2 separate regions of the Homo sapiens genome follow, and region 2 is linked to region 1. A link is a loop called in an ENCODE intact Hi-C map of the cell type or tissue named here. Cell type or tissue: dorsolateral prefrontal cortex. All regions are shown on one strand.

Region 1 (2,500 bases):
TTGGAGCTGATCTGCCTGTTTCAGATCCTGCCATGAAGTTCTACGAGCTTGAGCCAGTTCCTGGGCCTCCTGGTGCCTCAGTCCTGCATGTAACACGGCGAGCGCGTGTGCACACGGCTCTGGGAGTTCTCGTGCAGCACTCAGAGCTCAGCGTGGGCGAGGGCGTCACCCTTCAGGGGGCGTCCATGGGGCCTTGGAGAAGGGAGGCTCCGGGGCGCCACAGCAGTCTACCGGGAGAGGCCAGGCCAAGCGCTTGTTCACCCGCAGCCCTCTTAGGGAACTTTCACATGCTTCTCCCACTAGGCCTAGGCACCCCTCCCCACCCTCCCTGCCCTCCTGGTTCCCTGATCCTCAGTGACCTTGTCCTTCAAGACTGAACTCCAGAGTCCCCACCCGAGGACCCGCAGTGCCCGGCCGCCGCGAGCTCGCGGGGTGTATGCCCGCCCCGAGGCTCCACCGCGCCTGTGTGCCGGGAAGCCTGGCTCCACAGGACCCTCAGGCACTGGGCGCGCCGTCGCTGCAGCTGCCAGGAGCTCCTGAGGAAGTGGCTCGAGGCCCCGGGGCGGGTCAGGCGTAGGGTGGGCCCGCTGCCCTCACACCCGCCCCGGCCGCACACAGGAGGCGCGATCAGCAGAGTCGTTGGACAGGTTTGGACACCGGCTGTCTCTTTCGGGCCTCGGTTTTCGCGTCTGAAATAAAAGCGCGCATCCTGGCCCTGGCGCGGTGCCTCTGCCGCGGTAGAGGTTTCCACCATGAGCCCAGTGCGCCTTCCAGGCTCGAGGGAGAGGGAGTGTGCGTGCGTGTGAACGCGTCACACTCTTGTGTGAACGCGTCATACGCTTGTGAAAGACGGTGCTTGTGCACACGCGTGTGCGTGCGTGTGAACGCGTCAGGGTACCCGAGGATGCACACACGCACGTGTGAGTGTGCGCGAGTGCGTGCTCAGAGGACAGCTCTCAGCAGGCTGGGGACCTCCTTCCTCTCACCCCTGAGGGTTTTGGGGGACCAGCCCCCGTATCCGGGTGCTGCGGGATCCCCTGAGGCGAGCGCGCACCGCTGTGCTCGGGCTCCGGCTTTGTGGGGACCCGGCCTTCCCGGCCCGCACCACGAGGAGTTCCACGCAGTAGCCACGAGGTGGCACCGCAGACTCGCTACCGCGGAGCGCGGCGGCTCCCGGCTCCCAGCAGCCTCGCCTAGGGCTGTGGCCAGGGCGGTCAGTCTCAGGCCCAGGCCGCTGCTGCCAGGAAAAGCAGGAACAATCGCCAGTCACGCCTGCTGATGCCCCTGAAGTGCTTATGCTCCCAGGCATGGGCTGACCGCAACGTGCATTCTCTCCTTTTATGTCCCTACTGTTTGGAACCCTGTTTTTGTTTTTGTTTTTGTTTTTGTTTTGTAAATCTGCCGCTTAAAATACCCAGGGTGGAGCTAAAAGTACAGACACTGCTCAACTTACCCCTGGCTGCGGCCCGATAAGGCCGCTGAGAGTGGAAAATGACTGAGTCCACCTGACTACCGAATAGCACAGCGTGGGGGCCTACCTTGGCCTGCTGAGAACACTGCCCTGAGCCTGCGGTGGGCAGAAGCATCAACACGAAGCCTGTTTTGTAGTCAAGTGTCGGATACCTCATGTAATCATTGACTACTGTACTGAAAGTGAAAAACCGAGTTGCCGTGTGGGACTCAAACGAGGGTTTCTGCTGACTGTGGATGGCTTTTGCATCACTATAAAGTTGAAAACTGTTAAGTGGAACTGCGGTTAAGTCGGGGCTGTGTGCACTAGAGACCTGAGTTCTGCCGCTCCATAGCTGTGTGACTTTGGACACATATTTGAGCCTGAGTGTCTTCTACACAAAATGGATTTCTTAGCATAACATACACATGTGTACGCGCCCGTGAGCATACGCGTGTGTGTTTGCATGAACACATCTGTGTATGCACGAGTGTGTGCACATCTGTATGTGGCTGTGTAAGTCCGTATGTACATTTGTGTGCATGTCTGTGTGTGCATATGTTTGTACGTGTGTGTGCTGTGCATGTGTGTGTTAAGGCCCTGGGGTGGAGCTGAGTTGTTGAGGGGAGATGCTGGGAGGGCAGCCAGCACCAGGTGTTTGTTGGCCAGGAGAGAAGCTGCCATCCAGGTGCACTCTGGGGCTCCTGCTTCAGTGGCACAAGGCTTCGGGATTGAGGAAGCTGGGGGCTGGAGCAGGGCAGTCCTGCACCTCATGGGAGGTGCAGAGTGAGGTCAGGAGGATGGAGAGAGTGCCAGAGAATGGGGGGAATCTGAGGCATCAGGAAAGGAAGACACAGGCCACGGAGAGGGCAGCTGGGCCCTGGGTGAGGCCGGCCCTCAGGAAGGAGGTGCCACAGGTAGGGGAGTGCCCAGATGGAGAGCCCAGGGGTATGGACCCACGGGTGTATGACAGTGGGGGTACTCCTGAAACCGCAGTATTATCCAACAAGCAGGGTTGGGACAACTAGTTATTTCATTTAAAAAAACAGG
Region 2 (2,500 bases), 520 kb after region 1:
CTCTGGGAAGAGAGTCAAGGGGAGCCTAACCTGGATTGCTCATTGCCCACCTCAAATTATTGACTATGTACATAAACTCCATCAACTTTTATAAAATAATCCTGAACGGCAAATGATTGGGCATAAATAATCCTATCCCCAATTCTCAAACTGTGCTTTGGGTCTGCAACAAACCCTGGGGTTTAGCCTCCACCTTAGAAAGTAATGGTCTCCGCCTCCCCAGGGCCTTATCTAAATCCCCTGCATATGGCCACTGCAACATGCTGATCTGGCAGAGCAAGGTCACAGCAGATTCTTCCTCTCCTGTCCACGGAGGGAATTCTGTGCTAACAGTTCAGAAGCTCCTCCTTGGAGAGTCAGGGCAAGTTTGTATTGTGTCTCTTGGGATAATGGGTCTGGGACAGCTCAATTACAGGTGGGGGCTTCTTATGCAATTCCATTCCCAACACTGGGTCAGGCTAGGCACCGCCTGTCCTTTTGTCTTTGACCATACCCTGGTCTTGCTCCTCACTCATGAAAAGTATCTGAAGGCCTCCCTCGAGTTCTGTTCCTAGCCTTAGGTCCAGCCATCGTTCCGGGTAGGGGAGATGAAGCCATAATCCACTAACCATTTTCTCCTGGACTCCTACCTCCAATGATTTCACCATTCCCTGCAGGAAACCCCACCTAATCACATCCTACTCCCTCCACCACAACTGCTATCCCCCTCCTTTGTAGAGACCTTGGCTTCCTTATCCACACAGCCTCTTTCTCTCCTCATTCTTCATAATCCAGCTTAGAGCAAGTATCATTTTACATTCCTTCCTCACAATACATGGAATTCATTCAATGAACTTCTTAACTGTACGCGCCCAGTAAAACCAGAGCTCTGGAAGATTCCAAACAAATATCTGACTACTCCATGGATGTACTGAGTGGCTCAGCTGCACACAGCCAGGCGAAACGGTGCCTCTAAGCTACAATTTCTCAGCCTCAGGACTACTGACATTTTGGACCAGACAGTTCTTTGTGTTGTGGAGGCAGGCCCAGGCACTGTAGGATGTTTAGCTGCATCCCTGGTCTCTGCCCACTAGATGCCAGTAGCACCCTCCACCTCCAGTTCTGACAACCGAATGTCTCCAGACATTCCCAAATGTTCTCTGGTGGCTAATGCTGCCCCCAAGTTGTGAAATACTGTAGAAATCAGGGTGAGGCCAGGCACAGTGGCTCCCACCTATAATCCTAGCACTTTGGGAGGCCGAGGTGGGTGGGACCACTTGAGATCATGAGTTCCAATAGACAAAACCTCTGTCTCGACTAAAAATACAAAAAACTAGCCGGGCGTGATGGTGGGCACCTGTAGTCCCAGCTACTTGGGAGGCTGAGGCAGGAGCATCGCTTGAACCTGGGAGGCAGAGGTTGCAGTAAGCCAAGATCGCACCACTGCACTCCAGCCTGGGCGACAGTGCAAGACTCTGTCTCAAAAAAAAAAAAAAAATTACCTGGACGTGGTGGTGGGCGCCTGTAGTCCCAGCCACTACGGAGGCTGAGGCAAGAGAATCACCTGAACCCAGGAAGCGGAGTTTTCAGTGAGTGGAGATCGCACCATTGTACTCCAGCCCGGGTGACGGAGCGAGACTAACTCCAAAAAAAAACCCACCACACAAGAAAAAAAAAAGAAAATCAGAGTGAACAGCCATAGAGTAAGCGGGCCCTCAATATCGCCCACTGTCCTACCCCAGCACCCTGCTTGTCCAAAGCCCTTCAGATGTCTGGGGCAGCCTTACAGACTCTCACCTCCTCTCCAGCTGGTTGACATTACTCTTGGAAGTGGACTTTGTGAAGTCAAGTCAGAGTCCAGGAGTTTGTAAGCACGTAGTGGGCCCCTTACAGCGGACATCGTGAACAACAGCTCTGCTCTGGGTCCAACCTCACATACCCCGGAGCCATGCTTTCTTCTTTTTTTCCTTTTCCCCTTTCTCCACTGAGCCCTGTCTACTTGGTAATTAAACATGCTCAGTTCTACCCAATCATGTCATACCTCCCCTGTGCCAACTTTGCCTCTAGCTACTTGTTGATTTGTTCAGCAAAATCTTGTCAAAAGGCCTCTACTGTCACTTCCACTCCCCTCCATTAAAACTGCATGATCAAGGCCACGTGTGGTGGCTCACCGCCTGTAATCCCAGCACTTTAGGAGGTCAAGGAGGGTGGATAACCGGAGCCAGGAGTTCAAGACCAGCCTGACCAACATGGTGAAATCCCGCCTCTACCAAAAATACAAAAATTAGCCGAGCATAGTGGTGGACACCTAGGTTGAGCGCAGTGGCTCACGCCTGTAATCCCAGCACTTTGGGTGGCCAAGGCAGGCAGATCATTTGAGGTCAGGAGTTCCAGACCAGCCTAGCCAACATAGTGAAACCCTGTCTCTACTAAAAATACAGAAAAATTGGCCGGGCACAGTGCCTCACACCTGTAATCCCAGCACTTTGGGAGGCTGAGGCAGGTGGATCATGAGGTCAGG

The links. Hi-C counts contacts between places; a loop is a spot of excess contacts. Peaks named below come from ENCODE experiments on the same cell type or tissue, not always from the same donor. Only the 100,000 strongest peaks of a DNase experiment are listed, where the experiment ranks them.
Region 2: it touches region 1 in a loop (7-fold over the local background); 1 of 110 quality-filtered maps calls a loop at or near these places.

The regions. Positions count from the first base shown.
Region 1 is chr10:42,865,711-42,868,210 of GRCh38, forward strand. No RefSeq gene overlaps it. Among named protein-coding and RNA genes, the nearest start is that of LINC02623, 4.6 kb to the right of the region's middle. RefSeq lists enhancers at 123-756, 757-1,390 and a silencer at 1,169-1,238. In dorsolateral prefrontal cortex, a CTCF peak has its summit at 1,150 (motif pointing right); DNase peaks (open chromatin) are centred at 703 and 1,161; H3K4me3 peaks cover 885 bases; H3K27me3 peaks cover 792 bases.
Region 2 is chr10:43,389,832-43,392,331 of GRCh38, forward strand. All of the region lies in intron 3 of HNRNPF (heterogeneous nuclear ribonucleoprotein F), which reads right to left. Among named protein-coding and RNA genes, the nearest start is that of HNRNPF, 18 kb to the right of the region's middle. In dorsolateral prefrontal cortex, CTCF peaks have their summits at 1,082 (motif pointing right) and 1,286; a DNase peak (open chromatin) is centred at 1,080; H3K27ac peaks cover 2,363 bases.